2 separate regions of the Mus musculus genome follow, and region 2 is linked to region 1. Evidence: chromatin loops called from intact Hi-C (ENCODE). Cell type or tissue: gastrocnemius. All regions are shown on one strand. Each heading gives the region's core, and the rest is flanking DNA. Links, peaks and the distances in the headings are about the cores only.

Region 1 (10,325 bases), core at 2,328-7,327:
CTTTCTTTCTTTCTTTCTTTCTTTCTTTCTTTCTCTCTCTCTCTCTCTTTCTTTCTTTCTTTCTCTCTCTCTATTTCTTTCTTTCATTTCTTCTTCTTCTTCTTCTTCTTCTTCTTCTTCTTCTTCTTCTTCTTCTTCTTCTTCTTCTTCTTCTTCTTCTTTAGAAAAAGAGTAGCTAAATAAAGGTACATAAGGAAAAACATTAGGTGGAGAAAAACAGCAAATTCAGGTGCACTCACTCATACTTTCAACATTTTGTTAACAATAAAAGAAGCAGATACAATTTCAAGTAAATCAAAATACGTCAATGTCTACTAATCAAAAAAACACCTCCTTAAATTAGACAAATAGTTCTCTTCTTGAGTTTCTTAGGTACCATTTATATGGGAGATAAAGGACAAAAGAGATGACCAGAAGGTGTTGGCTGCTGTTCTGAGATCGGTCTGTTCTTTCTTACCAGCAGTAAAGACTTTCTGATCTTTATCAGGGCTGGGACCTGACCCCTACATAGTTTCTGTGTTGTTAACCTTTCAGGAATGGCTGAGCTTTTGTTCACTGTGCATGATGTCCCTTTGTAACTTCCAGAATAACCCAAATACCTGTAGGGAACATTAGTTACTGTGTGTAGGTGTGTGGTTAGAGGTTTGAGATTTTACTGAATTGAGAGAGTTTTTGTTATAGCAGATTCTCTTTCAAAAACAAACAAACAAAACAATAGATAATGCAATTAAGAGCCAAGTGAAAACCTAATAGCCATATCTCAAAAGAAGATATACAATAACTATATGGAAAATTACCATCACAATTTCTTAGGGAAATGCAGATTAAGAAAATAACATGTGCCGGGTGTGATGACTTATGCCTTTAATCCCAGCACTCGGGAGGCAGAGGCAGGCGAATTCCTGAGTTGGAGGCCAGCCTGGTCTACAGAGTGAGTTCCAGGACAGCCAGGGATACACAGAGAAACCCTGTCTTGAAAAAACAAAAAACAAAAACAAAACAAAACACCCCCCCGCAAAAAAAACAAAAATAAAAAAAAGAAAAGAACATGTAATCTTACTCCAGTTAGAATGACTACTATAAAAAAGATCCCCCTGACCCCCCAAATCTGACTAAGGTAAAGAAAAATAGGAACTATTCTATGCTCTTCATGGGGATCTAAGCTAATACAGTTACACATGTCTGAGTACGTGAACTGAGACTGTGGAACCATATAAACTTGAAAGGCTTTATATTGTTATAATGGTCTTCAAATGAGATCTTGAAGATAAACAAGAAAAGTTACGGTTGACAAGTGATGTGTTTGTGTGTCAAGTTGTCAAGGAATCAGTTGTCCTGTTTTTTTTTGTCAGCTTGTTATAAGCTAGAGTTATCTGTGTCAGGAAAGCTCAATGAAGAAAACACCTCCATCAGATTGCACAGAGGGAAGTCTGTAGGGCATTTTCTTAATCATTGAGGAGGGAGTTCTCAGCTCACTGTATGGGGTGCTTATCCTGGCCTCGTAATCCTAAATTGTATAAGAAACCTGGCTGATGGACTACTGATGGATTGGCTCAGTAGTTAAGAGCATTTGCTATTCTTGCAAAGAACTTGGGTTCAGTTTCTAACACCCAGATAGCAGCTTGCCACCTCCACGGGCACCAGGAACATATATGTTGCTACACAGACATACATGCAGGGGAAACAGTCATATATACAAAATAACAAAATACATACATCTAGGAGAGAAATTAGGCTGGGAAAGCTACAGGGAGAAAGGCAGGGAGCAGTGTTCTTGTTCCTGCCTGCAGATTCTTGTGTTGATGCTTCTGCCCTGACTTCTTTCTATGATGGATCGACTGTAAGCCAGATACCCCCTTTTCTTCGCCAAATTACTGTTGGTCATGATTTTTTATTACAGCAGTAAAAAGTAACTTAGGGCCCATGGAAAACAGTATGATTTCTTTGAAAACCAAACCAAACCAAACCAAAACTATGGGAAAGCCCTGCTAATTAAGGTCCAAATCTACCATTGCCCAGAAGGCCTTCTGGGCTCAGCACAAAATGGAGGCCTTCCTTTACTGGCAGGGCTTCCCCCTTCTCTAACCTTAACCCTCCACATACCTCTACCTGCAGAGTATCACATAGCCTTGGTTAAGATTACAGGTTCAACTTTCTTCCTCCCAATATGAACCTGTTCAGCTAGCACCTGAGATTTCTGGATGCCTCTCCATGTTAATGAGGCATCCTGGTACCTTAAGCCTTTATCCAGTGACCTTTGCCCATCCTAGATGTTCCTACCCTACTCCCATTCCCCAAAGTATATAAGCCTTGCATCATTCCAAGTAAGTTAATCTGTTTTCCAGAAGCTGGTCCTGGTGGGCCATTATTACCTGATGTACTCACAGGGCTTCTGACACTCTTCCCCACCCAATCCAGTCTCTGCTCCATCTTCCCTCACAAACCAAAAAAACAAAACTACCAAACAATTCAACAATCCTGCTGCTTGGTGTTAGCATTTCTAGGCTCCACCCCACAGTTATGCCTGACTCACTATAAAAGGGGCTGCTTGCCCCCTTCTTTCTATTTTTGCTTGCCTTTCTACTCTCTCCCACTCTGTCCCTTCTCCCTTCATTTTCCTCTCCCTCTCCAAGTGTTCATGGCTAGCCTCTACTCCTCTCCTCTCTCTCTCCCTTTCTCTGTCTCTACTATCTTGTCAACTCCCCTCCCCATGCCCTAAATAAACTCTATTCTATACTATACTTGTATGGCTGTTCCTCAGGGGTAAGGGATGCCTCAGTGTGGGCCCGCAGAAGCACAGCCTTCTCCCTGCCCCCCTCCCCCAACTCCATACTGTGCCTCCACCTAACATATCCCCGGCTTTTTCTTTTATATAAAACATAACACCTGGGTAAATGTCAAGGAGGAATTGCACAGTCGCCAAAATATGGAAGCAACCTAGGGATCCATTGATAAAGAAAATACAGTATATTTATTTACACATTAAACTATAAAAAGAACGAAATCTTGTCATTAGTTGTAACACAGATGAAATTGGAGAATGTTGTGTAAAATCAGAGGTAGAAATACAAATGCCGTGTAGTCTCTCTTATACATGAAAATTAAGATAATTTCAAAGATGAGAACAGAATAGTGTTCACAGATCTCAGGAGTTAAGGGTGGGAGAAGTGGAGGAGGTTAATGGGTATGGCGGTGCAGATAGATGAGAGGAACTGAAAATAAAATAAAATAAAATAGGAAGGGAATGACTGCTCCTGGGCATGGTAGAGGAGGTTTATACAAGGGAGACATAGCCAGAGACAGGGGCATCTGGACGAGTCCAGAGTGAATACGAACCTGAGCAGGGGCCATGTGAGGAAAGTGGAGGAGGCAAGGAGAGCCAGGAGACCAGGAGATCAAGAGGCCAGGAGGGTAAAGGGCAGACCAAAAGGGCCAGGTAACCAAAATGGCTGGATTATATAGGGAAGGGTGCATGAGGGAATGGCTGCCCAGCCCCTGGGCTGGAGAAGTTTGGAGTAGGGGCTGATGAGAAGAATCCTGCAACTAACTGGTAGAGACTGAAGAATGCTGGGAGAACGTGGCAGCCAGTTCTGCTTTGATATGTTAAATAGGCACACGGGAGACTTAGAGGAAGGAACTGCTATACTAAGAGGCCAAAAGTCTAGTCTCTTCCAACTGCTGTCTTTCAGGATCAGTAAGCTACTTGAAGAGATGTCTGGCAGTAGCCACAAAGCATTCTGAGATTGCACACCAACGCTCCCTAAGTAGGATTCTGGGCCTCAGCTTTTTACAGATTTTGGGGTCTCCATCTGTGAACACCACTTCTTTTTTTTTTTCTTGTTCACAGCAAGTATGTGTAGGAGTTCGCTTTCTCTGCTTCCAGACGCCGAGAGTCCGTAGTGTCTTTTCTGCCTTGCAGCAGCAAACCCACAGCCCGAAATTAAAAGAACAAAAAAGAACACTAAAGCTCTATCTTAGGAATCTGGCGGGCAGGTAGGAATTCTCACTTAGGTGAAAGAAAAGCTCAGTCCTTCCCAGCCAATCATGTGAGAGGAAACGTTGACACGCCTCTTTCTACCTTCCAATCATCATCTACCTCAGTAAGCCCGACCCACTGCCGGTAAACCGACTTTTAAATTGCATTAGCATGCTTTCTCCTGACCCTCTCCAGTCATTCCAGGCCGTTCCATGACTGTGCTCCAAGGAAGAATTATAGACTTAACAATGACAAATGACAAAGCTAGTCAGTCTGAAGGTGAGAAGTGAAAGTGTAAAACTCGAGAACCAAACCCGCGAGTTCTACGGAGGAAAAAAAAAAAAGGCGGGTTCGGGCAGGAGGACTACAAGCCCCAGATACCCGTGCGCGGAGGCGGCGCGTGCCAGCGAGAGTGGGCAGGCCATTGAAAGGCGGAAGACCGAGGGTTACAGGACTTCCTGTTCGAGCGCCAGCGAGTGGGTGGGACCTGCGCAGGTTGGGCGGCGGTTGTGGCGTTTTGGAGCTTTGTCAGCGGAGGGGGCGTGGCCCGCGCTGTGACTTGTGGAGCGCGAGCCGAGAGGGACGTGGGTGACGCGTCTCCTTCCACCCAGCTCAGTGGAGTGCGAGGTGCGCTGGCCCGGCCGGGGATTGGCTGCTGAGAGGCGAGTACGCGGCGGCCGTTGGTCGCCGGCAGCACGGAGCGAGGGCCCGGGCGGGCGGGGCGGGGATGGGGAGGCAGTGGCGGCGAAGGCCGGAGGAGGCGGGCGCGGGCGAGCGGGCAGACAGAGCGGCGGCGGCGGCAGTCTCCCGAGCGCTCCTGTGAAGCGTCCCTATTCCCGTTGCCGTGGGCCTCTCGGGGAGGCCATCCGGGACGCGAGCCGCTGCGGAACCGCTCCCCAAGCCCCACTGCTCTTCGGACTCTCGGTCCCATCCTCGCGTTTCTGCTCCGGCTCCTCCATCTTGGCCTCGACAGTGGCTGCTGTGGGGAGGATGTGCCGCCTCCTGGCAGGGGGAAGAAGGAGGAGAAGATGAAGAAGTACCGGCGGGCCTTGGCCCTGGTCTCCTGCCTCTCTCTCTGCTCTCTAGTCTGGTGAGTAAGGGGCCGGCCTCTGGGGACTTCCCGTGGGGATGAAAGAGGGAGTAGGTCGGGTCACACCCCCAAATCATCTCGGCTTTTTGGGTTGCTTGGTGCTCCTGCTCCTAAGCCAGGGACACAGCGGCCACCCAGCTCTTCCTCTTGTGGTTTACGAGTTGTGTTTTGGAATTTGCAGAGTTCCAGCAGGGAGAGAAGGGGATATTGGGGATCACTTTTTGCCTTTGTACTCGGGTACCCCATCACCGCAGTTAGGGCAGTTTGGGTAGTGTTCAGAAAGCTAGTGAGTGAGTTACTCAGTTTTGCTGTCAGTTCATTTGCTTTCGTTATGAGGTAAGGGCAGGGGCGAGTCAGGTGTGATGTGTTCCGGACCTGTGATTTTGAAAACGTGAGTCGTCATGAGGGTAAGAGTAATGTCTAAACTGTTGTTCTTCTGGTCAGGTCTTGCACAATCTTGACCAATAGTACTTTTGGGGCTGCTCCTTGAAACCCTGCGGCGTGGGGCGGGCGGGATCCCTGATGAAGCCCTTTTTCGGTTAGCCTGGTGGGAGAGGATTATCACAGATGTGGAGTCAGCCATAGTTTTGGGGCATGTTCTTTGGCACTAGAAAGGAAACGGTTTTTGCGACCCGCTCTGTCCCTTTCTCTGAAGTTCTATGGAGTTCAAGTTAATTTCAAGCACATCTCTGGATGTCCAGGAGCAGACATAGCTTATGAACCAAAGGATTGCTAAAGGTGTACTTGGAAAAGCCATTCTTTCTGAAGGAATTCCCAAAGAGCCTTGAGACTTGGTGACTGAAAGTGATGGCCTTTGTGTTAAAGAGATTTTGCTTCTTATACTAAAATCTAAACACACTTTCTTATTTACCTTATGTCTTCAAAGCGCCAGTAATAATTCCCTTTTTTTTATGGGTGTAATGGAATCCAGAGGTGCTCAAGTTGTAGAGTTGTTGCTCACATAGAATAATATATTAATATGGGCTCAAGAAAACACTTGTCTGAGAAAATCTGACTGGAAAGACTGTATTTCTTGTCATTCTGAATCCTTTAAATACTCCTTAAGAGAAACTGGTACCTGAAACCAGTGTAGGATTAGGTAGCAATTTCTTAGAGTTGGTGAGCTTCTCTTACTAGCCTTTTCTCCCCTCATTCAGAAATTATCTCCAGATTTTGTTACCCACTTCTCTTTTGTAGATTGAGTATTCTATGTTCATATAATAATCAGTTCTAGGGTCTACCCAGGACTTACTCTATTACTATTACTGCAGTTTAGTTTGATCTTATACTGTCATAGTTGATAGATTGTGTGTGATACAGCCTTCTGCCTTTTCTCTTTTCCTGCCTAGAGTGCTATAGATTTACCTTAACAGAAAACCAAAATGCATCCTATCTATTCATTCTGGTTGCTATTTTTTTCTTTTGCACACTGCTAATCACAATTCTTGGTTAAGTAGTACAGTGTATTCTAGGTGTAATTGTAGTGTAGCTACAGAAGAACAGTGATAGCTAATATTTATTGTTATCTGTACCAAGCATGTGGCATGTGTACGTTTTAGCATCTTTGTCAGCAAGGTCCTCTTAGGTAGATATTATTAGTTGAATTCTGTATTTTACAGATGAATAAATAGAGAGGCTAAAGTTATGCTTGCAACAGAGTAACATGGCTAAGCAGCTACTGCATTCTAAAATTTAGATTTGAACCTAAGCAGCTTGTAATACAGGCTCCTCACTACAGTGGTCCTCTGACTGACTATAGGTTAAATAAGGCCTGTGTTTTTAGACAGATACAGTACCATCACTTACTAGATATGTGTACTTGGACATGCTATATAATTCCTTTGAACTTTAGTTTTTAGAGCCTCAGTATGATAAAATTGATCCATTCATACCAAAGTTATTAGAAGCAAATGAGATAACACATGCACTTTGTAAAACAGTAAGAGCATGCTGTCTTTCATTATAAAAGCATTCAAAGGTGTTTTTCTTATGTTTACTGTGTATTGAATATTGTGAATCTTGAAAGCTTGAGTGAGTGGCCTCTCTCGTTTTTAGTACTGAAACTATCTCAACTAAGAAGCCTCCTTGTAAGCTCCTACTGCTGCTATAACAAATTACCAGAAATCCACTGGCGTACACATAGTTGTTTTATAGTTGTAGGGTGTGTGTACAGGAGTCCAAAATCAGTCTCACTGGGGCAAGTATTAAGGTGGCATGGCTGCTTCATTCTGGAGACCCTGAGGGGGAGACTCCAGTTCTTTGACTTTTTCAGCTTCTAGGTGTTGCATAGATTCTCTCTCCTGTCTCTCATCACTTCAACCTCTCATTTTGGCCTTCAACATCTGCTTATGACGGCCCTTGTCTTCCTCCTTCAAGGACTTATTATATTGTGTTTACCCTTAGTCAATATCCATGTCTCTTAGTTTGCTGAAGTCTTCAAAGTTTTATGATATAATATACACTATTCAGAAGCTGAAGGTGCAGAACTCTCTCAGTCATTGACAGAGGGGAGTTGATCATCACACTGAAGTGGACGATGTGATCCAAACCTTTGAACAGTTATTCTGAGTATGTTCCCTAGTAGTAAAACTTGGTGCATGTGCCTTTAAAATGTGTCTAATTATTTGTAATTTATCTACATGTATCAATATGGCATCAGTATTGTACATATAATTACCAAAGTTAGTTGTTTAAGAAAGATAAAAAATACTTTGTTAATATTACCATTTGTTTTCATTAAAGTAATTTTCAGTGAGAACTGTTTAATTTAAGAGATTATTTTATATCAAATGTAGATAAATGGTTTATAATGGTTACTCTTCTTAGCCTTACTATTTTGTTACTGGTTTATGCTTGTACTATTATCTTTGTTAGCTTTTCTGTTTGTTTGTTTGTTTTAAAATACATGTAGTAAGTTGTTTAGTTAAAGCAGAGCAATCCCTCCATCTTAGATGGACATGTATAGAAACCCAGTGAGTCATGGTATGCCGGAGGTAAACCAGAGCTTTACTCTTCCTTTACATATCTGCCTTTAGTTCTTAATATGTCTGCAGCTAACCCCTAAGAACCAGAACTCTTTACATTAATCTAAAAAAGGCTAATTTTTAAAAATAGTAACAGATTTTTTTCTGTGACTCAAAGGATGAGCTTAGAGGAGCTAATATTTAGACTAAAACCTTGACGTTAAAAAACTTTGATATATTTAACATACAATAAAGGTACTTAAAAGGACATGAGGTGAATCTAATGAAGGGTTTGTATTTTAGAGTCTTTCCTGTCCTCCATTCATCAATCATATGCCTTTGGGTTGTTATTTCTGTGAACATTAGTTCTCATCTATTAATGGTTTCTAGGGTGAATAGAATAGTCAAGGTGGGAGACTTGTGTTACAAGCAGAGGGAACATTCTTGTGGGGTTTTCTGGAGTGTTTAGTAAGGGTGGAGAAGACTTGAAAAGGATAGAGTTTTGAAGAAAATTATTGCCCAGGCGAACTCTGAGTTTAGCAGGATAGAAGATGAGCGAGTGAAATAGGTTAAATAAGAAGGAAAGAGGCAGCCATATTGATATTTTAATTAGATTACTATCAAAGATAGAATGGACTGCCTGACAGATTCTGGAGGTGGTAGGTCATGGTCATAAGTGGAGGGAGGTGCAGTAGGGGAGCACTGGGAGCTGTGTAAATCAAGATGGTGATGTTTTTTGACCTTAGTCTAGTTTTTATAGATGGAAGAGATTTTTCCCTCCTTGAGTTGTGATTTCTGTATTCTTTGTTTTTTCCTCTGATAATTTTTCCAGCTTTTTTAAAAATTTTATCTACCTACCTATCTATCTATCTATCTATCTATCTACCTACCTACCTACCTACCTACCTATCTAATATAAGTACATCGTAGCTGTCATCAGAAATAACGGAAGAAGGCATCAGATCCCATTACAGATGGTTGTGAGCCACCACATGGTTGCTGGGAATTGAACGCAGGACCTCTGGAAGAAAAAAGTCAGTGCTTTTAACTGCTGAGCCATCTCTCTAGCCCCTAGCTTCTTTTGTTAATTAATATATGAGCAGAAAAACAAGAAGCAAACTATATAAGAAACTGCTTTCTTTTTATATGGAATTGTCGAAAATTCCTATTCTGTCTTTTACCTGGAAAATGTTTGTGTGTGTGTGTGTTTACTGCTTCTGTAGAGACTTTTTAAAAAGTCTCTGAGTCTATTTTCTGAATAAAATGATATTCAAAATAAATAATGAAATAATCATGCTCTCCACATCATTTGATGACTTTTGTTGTTGTTGGAACTTAATATGAAGAGACTGGAAAGAATTCAGATTTGCTGAGATATTTATTCAAAGGATAGCATCTGGTGCCTGGAAGGAGTATAGATAGGGTCATTATGAATAGTGCCAGATCCCTTCACATAAGTTGGGTGAACTAGGCTGCTTTAGTGTGAAGAGATCCTTGAAAGAAGGTGCCTTCTCTTTATGAAAATCTGTGATGTCTGTCTATACACCAAGAGGCAGATGATTCTTTATAATAGTCTTTGAATTATTTTAGGAACTGGAGATGTGGCTCATGTTGCCTTTTAATGTTTAATACATTTGAAGATGTTTTAGAATGCAAGTAAAAATAGACTTAGCAGACAATAAAAAAAAGAATCAGATATTAACAGTTAGCTCTCTTTGAGCACTATTATCTCATAATTTTGTTGTTTGTGACTAGTACATTTCCACTTCTCTCAATCTGAGCAGAGAAATAAATATGTATAGTTAACTTTACACTTCTAATGAAAAGAAACTTTAAAAAGTATTTAATTGCTTTTTTTGTCTCTCAGGTCATTTTCAGCTATGAACATTTTATACACACACACACACACACACACACACACACATACATACACATACATCCATATATACACACACAAACACATATACATACATACACACACATATGCTATATACACCCCTGTTTAATAGTTTGTGTATATATGTGAATAAATAAAACACCCTACTTGAGCCAGGCATGGTGGCGAATGCCTTTAATCCCAGCACTCAGGAGGCAGAGGCAGGCGGATTTCTGAGTTCGAGGCCAGCCTGGTCTACAAAGTGAGTTCCAGGACAGCCAGGGCTACACAGAGAAACCCTGTCTTGAAAAACCAAACCAAACCAAACCAAACAAACAGACAAAAACACCCTAATTGAAATAATGATTTATGGATTTCAGATTTTTCTTTAGTGCCAGCTATAAAACACATTTTTTACTT
Region 2 (10,325 bases), core at 3,168-8,167, 93 kb before region 1:
AACAGTGGTCTCAGCAACTGCTGGAGCACGTCAGATGAATCTTTTCCTCTTTGTGAATTCTGACCAGTCACAAGCCAATGAGGCATAGGCGAGTCTTATCATCCAAGTAGCAACTTAGGTAAGGGCTCAGAATTTCTCAGTATTGAAAAATAAAATGTGACTTTTGGTTTCATTCTCCCTACACATTTTTAGAATCCATTTACATTGCTGGCCTATTAGATTTTTTTTCCCCGGAAAAAATGCAAAAATTCCAGGAAAATTATATTTTCATATGGTCCAGACTTAGCCTGGTGCTGCTTCGGCATTTTGTCTTCTGTAAGACATAATCTAACGAACACGTGGACAGTTGCTTTTACCCTCTGACTTTTTTTTTCAGAGTTTGAGAAAGGTTTGCTAATTCCCCTACTAGTGAACTCTATAGTAATGTAGACCTTTAGTAATATATAGGCCATGGTCACATGTCCTGAATGTTCCTTCTGGACTGAGTTCCAGTGTCTACTCCAATTTTTAGAAGGCTGCTTCCTGTCCCTTTGATTTCTATCATTTGGGTTATTCAATTTGTCATTCTGTCACCTATTTTTAATTCCTCTATTGCCTAGTTGTGAGGCAACTAAACTGAAAAAAAAAAACCACAACCAAACAAAAAATAATAGCAAATACAACACCCTGCTCTCTTCTGCTTAGACTTTCGAGGCAGCAGGCTCTGAGCAGTGTGTGGGGCTCACCCTCTGCACAAATGTAAACCTACCCCATTAGGATTATCTGTTCCACTCCCTGCACGCATTAGTTAATTCATGTGGAGTTAATAAACACACAAGTCCACTCATGCTAGAATAACTGCAGCTTTCCTGTTTTCCTACTTCCTCTTCTTTTCTCTACATCAGTGGTCCTCGGCCCTCCTGACGCTGCCACTCTTTAATACACTTCCTCCTCTGTTTGTGGTGAGCCCCCAACCATAAATTTGTGTGCCGCTACTTCATAACTGTAACCTTTGCTACTGTTTGTGAATGGGAATGTAAATATCTGATATGCAGCATTCCTGATGTGTGACCCCTGTGAAAAGGTCATTCGGCACCGAAGGGGTCATGGCCTACAGGTTGAGAACCGCTGCTCTACATGGGGTTAGCAAATTCCCTGGAAATCACTATCAAACCCGTTTGTTCCCCTGCCTACTGCCAGACTCTCCATCCAGACCCTCACTTTTCTCCAGAATTGCCACAGGCACTCTCCATGCTCAGCCTCAAAACTGCTGCCAGTCTTTAGACTTCACTTGTATATAAGGCTCTGTAATACTAACATACAGTGGCTTAGCTTATCTCTTTAAAGTCCCTGAGATTGCCATTAAGGGCAGGATCCTGTACTACAAAGCACTCAGCTCTCTGAGACCTATAATCCCCTTACCCCAAGCTTCTGTTCATCACCAGGATGCTTTAGGTCCCTGTGGACCGAACAATGGATCCACTCTGGATCCTGCTTGTGGTACTTTCTCTCCTTCAGCCCCCTTAGTATCCAAACACACTGCTGTATCTTCCCCCTCAAACTCAAGAGCATCTTACAACTCCCCATCCCCCACCACTTCCACACTGACCTTCTAGAACCACAAATACGATTGAGTACTGGGTGACTCCAGACAAAAGTGATAGAAAAGAGCTGGAGATGACAGCAGTCATAGTCATTTGCCCCACAACTCTTACGAGTGGCTCAACCTTTTGGAAAATTCTGCTCACTGGCAATGAGTTTCCTAAAGTCGACAACTGGAAACCCATTCAGATAAGGCAATGTATTAAACCGTGAAAAAATAAAAACAAACCCCACAGCTTTTCTTTTCTTTTTTTTTTTTTTTACAATACCTTTTTACATCCAACTGCCATCCGTTGATGTGAACGATGAATAATTCGTGCCAATTTGGAGACACAATGTGTACAATCCATCACAGGCAATGCCTGGATGCTTTGGGCTCCATGGGGCAGTTCTTTGTCTTTTCCCCCCCAAACCAAGTGCCCGTGGGTTTGAGAAAGCAGGGTAAGTGATCTTGGGGGACAATAACCCACTTTTTTTTTAATCATGAAACAATCTTCATCAATAACAGTAAACATAAAAAAATGGCATTAGTTGAAATTCCTCGTCAAGATTTTTATGAGAAACCAGAAAAATAAAAAGGATTACTTCACAGTATAGTAATATGCTATACTACTACCCGCTTGTTAGTTCTAATTTGAGACTACTTACAACAAGCAGAGGGCAAGTACCACTTGCACAGATGGAAGCAGCCACTGGAGAAAGTACCTCATTCATTTTGTGCCTTTGCCCTCTTCAAATTTAACCTACATTCCAACTGTTATGACACCTCCAATGTCCCTTATCCAATACCAAAAACATTTTTAATTTTTTCCCTCAGATTTTGAAATTTTTACATAGAGATAGCTTGAGAACAGGACCCATCTAAACATAAGACTTAATTACTTCATATACAACTTATATACCATATTAAGACAGTTTTATACTTCTTAAATAGTTTTGCACAGATTTCATGGAATAGAATGTAGAATTTTCACAGGGCATAGCATTGGTGCTCAAAACCTTTCAGAGCAGATCCTGGAGCATTTCAGATTTCAGAATTTTGCATTTGAGGTGCTCAGCACTAACATCGAGCTTCGGGTTGGGCTCTCTTCAAGACGCTTCACACAGCTTATCTATTGCAACAATTCTTCAATATTAAAGGTGAAAGCTGAGAACTGAACGGTTAGGTAATTCCAGACTTCACAATTTGTCCCATCTTTAGACAAGATGGATTGCTCATCACCAGCAGCAGGGTCCAATTACTTGATCAACAGAGCCGAACTCAGTGACTCAAGCTCCCACTCTTTCGTTCCTCCCCCAGATCTCTGTGACTAAATCCCATCACGTTCCCATCATTGTGCTTTGACTATCATATGTAGTCACATCTTGCCTGCAAATGTTTTTGTAATCTGAATTAAATTTGAGACAGTTCACAAAGTATATTCATATTACGAATCAGAATCACAGTTACTGCAATATTTACTTTCTCTGAGCCACAGGTATGACTCCCAAACTGAGTAGAAACAACACTTTTGGAGCGGTAACAGCTGCCCTCACTGGGCACACTTGCTTGGTCCATAGTTTTCCATTCTCACTAGTATTACCTATCTGTTTCTCAAAGGCTTTCACCTGCTATCCTCCACGAGTAAATTAAATGTCACCTCTGGTTTCCTAACTGCCTGAGATGAACTCACCCTCCAGCCTCTTTCATATCGCTAACGTTTTGTTTCTATGGCATGTAGCTCTCCTTGAGTGACCACTTCTGTGGTATTGGACAACAAACTGGATGCCACCATCAGGGATTCTCAAATTTGGGCTCTAGATATATAAAGGTGTCCCTTAGTATACACAGAAAAGGCTAAACAACTGATTACACTTTTACACACACACACACACCTTCATACTACTTTTGTCTTATGCTCTCATAAAAATGAGACAGGGCCAGTGTGATGGCTCAGCTGGTAAAGGCCTGTTGCCAGGGCCTGAATTTGATGCGTGGGACATACATACTGGAAATAGACAAACCCCCTCTCTTATACACACATAAATAAGGGTTTCCTTGTTTTGTTTTTTTTAAAATACTAGACAATGCAATGGATATTACTTTTTTAATAAGCAGAACCCACATTACATCATTTGTTACAGGGAATAAAGGACAATAATTCATAACAGCACCAGAAAGCTTTTTCAGTCACAAAATAACTGAAGGACAAGCACCCTCCCCTAAGCCCTTGGTTAAATGCTTTCTTCTGATCTCAGCTCTACCATCTAGATCAGTCGGCTGCTTCAAGAGTGGACCCCTGCCTTTAAATGTTGCACCGGTTAGGCTCGAAGTCTTTCCGCTGGTCTTAATAATGAAATGAAGGTCCCTAGATTAGCTAAGGAACCTAGACAAGTCTTCCTTGATTTCAGCTTCATCCCAAGGCCCGTGAATATTTTCCTTAAAAAGCTGCAGATGAATGAGGTAGTAAGGGCAGAGACAGGAGATGGAAAACAGCAGGAGAGCAAAGAGTATGGCTCCCACAGCACTAATGGACAGAAGACCTCCAAAGGCAGAAAAGGCAAAAAGCAAAGTGACCCCTACATAGCTTCGCGGGGTGTACGCCTTCAGTTTCTTCTGTAACATGGGCCACAGTGCAAAGATCTGGATAGCAAACGTCACCATAATGAAGGCGTGGAGTGACCGGGGGAGGCGTGAGGCCAGGCAAACAGAAGCAAAGATGGCCATGTTCAAGGACAGGGTGCTGGATACAATAGCAGCATTGGCACCGTAATCAAAGAAGATGAGATGGCCTAACAGCATAAAGACTGCCATGGCGTAGATAGTGTCTGTACTGACAGACTCCGTCAGGGTCTTTAGCACAGGTGAAAAACCGTAAGTGAAAGTGATAAAGACCAGAGTACTCTTCAGGTCGGCCCACCGGGTCCGCCCACTCTTCTTCCGTCCATCACCTCCATCGATAAGATCGAATAAAACATACCCAACCAAGGAAGATGCCAGTCCGGTCCCAAAAAGCCACTGGGGAGCCAGAAGACCCTCATCCATGTACCACCAGATCACTACAAAAACACAGACACTGCACAGCTGCTGTATCACCACACTGGACTCAAATACCACAGCCCAGTACTGGTACTTCCGGGCATAGATGTTTTTCCGGAGTTCTTCCAGGAACCTCTGGTCAACATAGTTATCAGGGAACGGCTGCCGCTCATATAAAACCTTCTGCCACTTGACTTCTGGGGTGTCTGTTACACGTTGAGCACACATTATCTCATTCTTTCCTCAAATCCAGGTTGGCTCAATCTCCCTCAGGGACGTCCATGGGGTTCTGGTTCTTGATAAATCTGTAGATTAAGAACTCTCTGGAAATGCCATGCTGATACCCTACAGAACTTTCCTTGTTTACAAAGCCTTCAGTACAAGCTGAGCCTGCATTAGATGAGTTTGTCCTGAGGGTCAGGACAACACAGCTAAATTCCTAGAAGAGAGAACTGTAAATATATGGAAGCTGGCATCAGATACAATAAAAAACAACTTGGCTTACTGAAAGCCTAGATAAATTGTGTCTGGTGACATAATGCGGCATTAAGCCTTCACATTTTAAAGTGTAGTCTTAATAATTGATATCTGCATCTAACTCAGAATGTTAAATGTCTTATGCACCTTCTTTAACTGTCACAGCCTTACAAGTTAATACCAGTTATGAGTTTACCTAATAAGACATCTGAGTTTCAAAACAGTAGAGTATTTAGGTCCCAGGCTAACAGCGTGGAGCCAGACCTCCTACAAAAGTCTAGTGTCAAAGTCTCTGCTTCTGGTCGTCCTTCTCTAAGCCAGTCTTAACTTGGGCATTCATACACTCTAAGGTTTATACTATTTTTGCATGATTATATTTGCAACTTACGCAAATTTATAGGGACAGAATCCATCCATAGCCGTTACTAGGTCCCCAAAGGTATCTGAATAAGTTATCGGTCGAATGACAATAACCTGCACCGTACAAAAGGGCATGATCTCTCTATAGTTTTAGCCCAAACCAAGAACTCAAATCTTTTTTGTTCATTAGCTGAACTTACTATCCTTTAAAGTGCTATATCATCCTAATTAACTGAAACAGCAAAACTCTAGCGCAGGATCAAGAAAACAATCATCCCAGTCGTAAACACAGAGGTCATTCAGCAAATTCGAGAAAGAACTTCCTGCCGGACCGTCTGTATTTTTCGTGGAGGCTAGGATAGACCTTTGCTTTAAAAGCCGTACACCCTGGAGTCGGCCCTCACGCACTGGGACCTCGGGATTTGAAAGGTCCCCGTCACCGGGCGGCGAAGGGTCTTGGGCTACCACTCACCCAACCGGCCTGCCCCGCCCGCCGCTGCCGACCCCCGCCCCAGCCTTGGATCAGCCGGAAGCGCTCACAGCGAAGGACGCCGGAACCCACCTGCACCAAGCTCTTTAGGGGGGTGCACGACCGAGAAGAGCGGCCGCCTAGCTACTTCTACATCCGGGACGCCGGCTTGGAAGGGGACTACTGTGGAGGAGCACTTCCGGATCCGCAGCACTCGGCGGCCAAAGCGTCCCGCCCCGAGACTCCACACCGCGAGGTCACTGCTGCCCTCTACTGATTGCTCCTCTCCTGGCAATCTGCTCCTAGTGGAATGCTAAGCCTGGGAAGCAAATCCCTCAGTGGGAATTACTTCACAGGGTGTGGAAGGCAGGAGAAGGCAGGAAGAGTCGCGGGGCTGGTGGAAGACTGGTAACTGCAAGGTTACCATGACATGTGTTGACAGGCTCTCAGCCAAGGGACTTTCCATGCATCCAAACCCTCCTCCTATAGGTGCCAAACCAGGCTTCTGGTATTCACCAAAAAAAAAAAAAAAAAAAAAAAAAAAAAAAAAAAAGGGGGGGGGAGTCGGGGAGATCCCAGATCTCACATAGCATCCTGTGCGTTGACTTGCACAGAGACGATGCGATCATTAGTTTGTTTTTGACCAAAGTCAGGCAGCTGGTTAGTAATTGCAAGTAGATCAGAAATATCCAAATGTGGATGGCTCCAAAGCTGGATCCTTTCCTAGACTTTGCCACCTAAAAGAGATGAGGGTGGAGAGCCTTTGGGACGAGAGATTGCTGATTTTCAACTGGGGTCTTGGAAGTGTCACAGGATTTATAAATAGATGGAAGCTCGAAGAATTTAAAATATAGAGACTGTTAAATAGTGTGGACACAGAGGCAGAAAGCATGAACCCATTTATTCATATTCACACTATCTGGGCTTTGAATTCTTTGTCTGTAAAAGAAAGAAGGCGCTTATTTGTTCTTGGCCACCTTATGGAATGGTTGGAGGACTCTCGTGTTAAAATAGTTTGCAATGTATTGATTGCTGTGTGGTTGCTGTTAGCTTACTTTGCTTATTGTAATACCAGCACTGGTCAAGTATTTTAACTTTTTTTTAATATTTTGTTTTTAATTATGTCTACATATGTGCTCCTGACTCCAGGTGTCTGTGGAGGTCAGAAGAAGGTGCTAGGTCCCCTGCCGCTATAGTTACAGGCAGTCATGAGCTGGCTTGTGGGTGCTGTCAACTAAACCTGGCTTTTCTCCAAGAGGAAGGAGTGCTGTTAGCCACCAAGGCATCTCTCTGGCCCTGTGACTCCCTTTAAGATTTAGTCTTCGGAAGTGTGATAAACTCTGCAACCTGATCTCTTTCCATTTCTCTCTCTGTAGGCTTTTGTTCCAAAGTTTGACAAGATTCCTTGGCTGAGTGAGGCCAGCCTGGTAAACAAACCATTGATCCTGAGCATCCCCAGAAGGTAACTTCCCAGCTTCTGAGGACAGAGCCTTCGAGGCAGAGCTCAGTGGTTGTACTCTTAAGGTGGAGAGGTGCATGTGCCCTGTTGAGAAACCAAGTCGAATGCAAAAAAAAGAAAAAGAAAAAGAAAAAAGAAAGAAACGCCCTGGGTTTCTCAGACAAAGGTTATGCTATGTAAAGGCCTGGCTAGAAGAAATGAGAGCCGCCATAACCTTCATTTCTGCGTGTACTATTCAACCACAGACACTGTAACTCAAAACACTTCCATAGTTTCCCCCCACCCCGCTTCAATTTCTAGTCTTCGAATTCTAATTATCAATAACCTAGAACTATAACACGCCATCTTTATAGAGTAGCAATAGCTGTATTTCACGTGGGGCCTCCTCCAGTTTCATGGGTCGCTCATGCCCTCACAAAGCCAATAGATAACACATTTCTGATTTTGAAAACTGAGGATTTATATGTATGGGGCATTTCAGCTTCTACTTAAAATAATTAAGTTCTTCATTCAACACCTCCCCGCCCCTTACAGTTAAGTTGTCCCTGGGTGTGGTGATAAATCTCTGAGAGAAATGTAGGTTGTGAGATGATGGCGGGAAATAAGGAATCGGGGATGAGCAAGGACGGTGCAGAGGCAGTTCCATAGGCTTGTCTTAGACTGGAAATGGTTGCTAGAGAGAGCACAGGCTCAAAGAGTTTCTTTTCCTGTTGATAATCGTCATACATCTTTAGGTCTGTGAGCAAATGACCACATGAGGGGCATCCATGCCTCCATAACACATGTCTGCTTTGTCTACTCTTTAAAACAGTTCTCAAAAGGCTGATAGATGATTTTGTGTATTTTCAGAGCAAACATTTGAGTGCATGTTGTGTGTGTGTGTGTGTGTGTGTGTGTGTTTATCTGGCATGAGCAATGAGAGGTTCAATAAACTCAAAGGTTTGTTTAGGAAGTATCAAAGTAATATACCCACTAAGAGTTGATAACACCTCAAGAGTCATCGTGAGTAAATGATAACTTAGCATCCGTTTTCAATTCGACTATGTCATAAGCTCACATGCAGTCAGCTGGAAGCCACACTGATTAGGTTGGTCAGATGGAAGTAGCAGTGAATGGAAGAACTGGCCAAAGGTGACACTCCCTCTTCCTCAGTCAATGTTGCCTCAGATATCTGAGTCCAGGGCCAAATACGCTCAGTTTTCTAATTAGAAATATAGAAACTTTCAATTGCTAATGCCTGACATTAATAAGCTAACCGCCACCATCCCTTAGTACTCCCTGCCCATTAGATGCACTCTGAACCAGGGGCATCCCAGTGCATGTTCATCTTGCCTCCAACTCCCCTGTCCTCTGTCTGAGCCTCTGGTGAAAGGCAGGAAGTGGAGAGCAGAGCAGAGCTTGAGAGAGGCAGGCTTAGTACTCAACTGGGCAGGCATGGTACCTGTTTCAGAGTCAAGGTCAGGGTTGTCAGGGAGACGGGGCTATCTACAGCATCTGGAAAGGGACACAGAAACACACCACCACCACCACCACCGGCCAAATGTAGGTGAGTGATAAGAAGTTACTTAAGGTAGTAAGTGAAATTCTTTCCAATCAAACGCTAAGACTGAGGGAGCAATCTTGGTGTCTGGTTGGAGAAATGAGCCTACTTACCTCATAAAACGTGTGAGGTGAGTAAACAGTACCTATGGAGTGCCCTCACCTCTCAGAGGGCAGGATAAAAATACAGCTTATTGGAAAAGGAAAGAGGAGAATTGATACATAGCTATTTTTTTAAGGACAAAATGTATTTGTCCAGAGTTCCAAGTCCCACACTCTTTGTTTGGCAGTAACTTCCCTCAACTCTTAGGGGATTAGTTCTTAGGGATAGTTCAGTGAACTCAAAGTATTACCTACGCACCCGTGGGCAAGCAGATCTAATAGAATGGTCTAGAAAAAGGTAAAGGGATGTTTAGAGGAATGTGTCTCAGACTATGCCAGCTTCAAACAAGCTCTGGAACACAGCTGTGGGGATGGAAGTGAGACACCCCCCCACACACACACACACACCACCCCAGAAGCAACATGGAAGTGCCATAGGAAGCTTCCAGAAGCACCCTCCCAGCTTGGCCGAACTGTGCTGAACCCACACCGGTTAGTAAGAGGTTACAGCGAAGCAGGACTAAGCCAGCCTTCTTGCCTTTCATGGTCGGTTTGGGGATAATAAATCTGAGGCAGCCCATTCCCATAACAGAGAAGCTCGCAGAGGAATTTACATCAGACCACCTCCCCAGCTTCCTAGGACTCAGGGAAGCGACAAGAGAAACGAAACAAATACTTCCCGAACACCACACTCCTTTCCCATGAAGAATGAACGATGAAATCCCTTCTCACGAAAGCGGAGAGGTGTTCTTGGCAAAAGATCAGCATTCCATGTCTCCATCTCAGTGTCTCTCTGTCCCCACACCAAGGCCTCAGCCCCTCATTCTTTAACTAAATGATCTTCAATGGGAGGCTGGGTTAGCTTGTGGAGACAACTGGTGTTGCCCTGTCGCATCTTCATGTTTCCCAGCAACTGGGGAGAATGTTCCAGGGAAAGATGCTCTGTGTGGGAGGACAGAGGTGAGTTGTTTGAGTGTGCAGGGGCATAAAGTCTAGGAGTTCCAGCCAGGCATGGAAGGATGGGTTCTTGGTAAGTGTTTAAAGCATCCATTGCAGGTATCTTGGAGAAGAAACCTAAGGAGCACTTCCTTCTGTGCACTTTGGCTTTCAGGAGCAGCCCTTCTCCCTGACTTATTTGCATCTCAACCATGACTCTCATTGGTTAGTTGAAATTAACAAAAAAGAAAAGGAAGAAAAAGAAGAGGGAAACCAAAGTGGCATAAGAGGGGACATAGCTATTAAGGCTGATCTGTGCAGAGCTGGGGCAGGGGCAGGGCAGGTGCCCAGGCCTTCCCTGGACCAGCTGGGGACAGGCTCTC

The links. A loop is a pair of places that touch in the nucleus more often than their neighbours do. Peaks named below come from ENCODE experiments on the same cell type or tissue, not always from the same donor. Only the 100,000 strongest peaks of a DNase experiment are listed, where the experiment ranks them.
Region 2: a loop joins it to region 1, with 4 times the contacts of the local background. A loop is called at or near these places in 29 of 42 quality-filtered maps.

The regions. Positions count from the first base shown.
Region 1 is chr1:161,871,052-161,881,376 of GRCm38, reverse strand. Suco (SUN domain containing ossification factor) reads left to right here and starts at 4,695. Exons shown (of 24, transcript NM_001357402.1): 1 at 4,695-5,066. The coding sequence starts at 5,005. In gastrocnemius, for the core only: a CTCF peak has its summit at 4,766; DNase peaks (open chromatin) are centred at 3,464, 4,103, 4,491 and 5,025; H3K4me3 peaks cover 3,125 bases; H3K27ac peaks cover 2,485 bases.
Region 2 is chr1:161,964,954-161,975,278 of GRCm38, reverse strand. It overlaps 4930558K02Rik (RIKEN cDNA 4930558K02 gene), which reads left to right. Exons shown (of 7, transcript NM_001204904.1): 2 at 7,283-7,368. Pigc (phosphatidylinositol glycan anchor biosynthesis, class C) reads right to left here and starts at 6,091. Exons shown (of 2, transcript NM_001039045.1): 1 at 6,000-6,091; 2 at 1,844-5,039. The coding sequence starts at 4,828. The coding sequence ends at 3,935. In gastrocnemius, for the core only: a CTCF peak has its summit at 6,187 (motif pointing left); a DNase peak (open chromatin) is centred at 6,098; H3K4me3 peaks cover 2,073 bases; H3K27ac peaks cover 1,794 bases.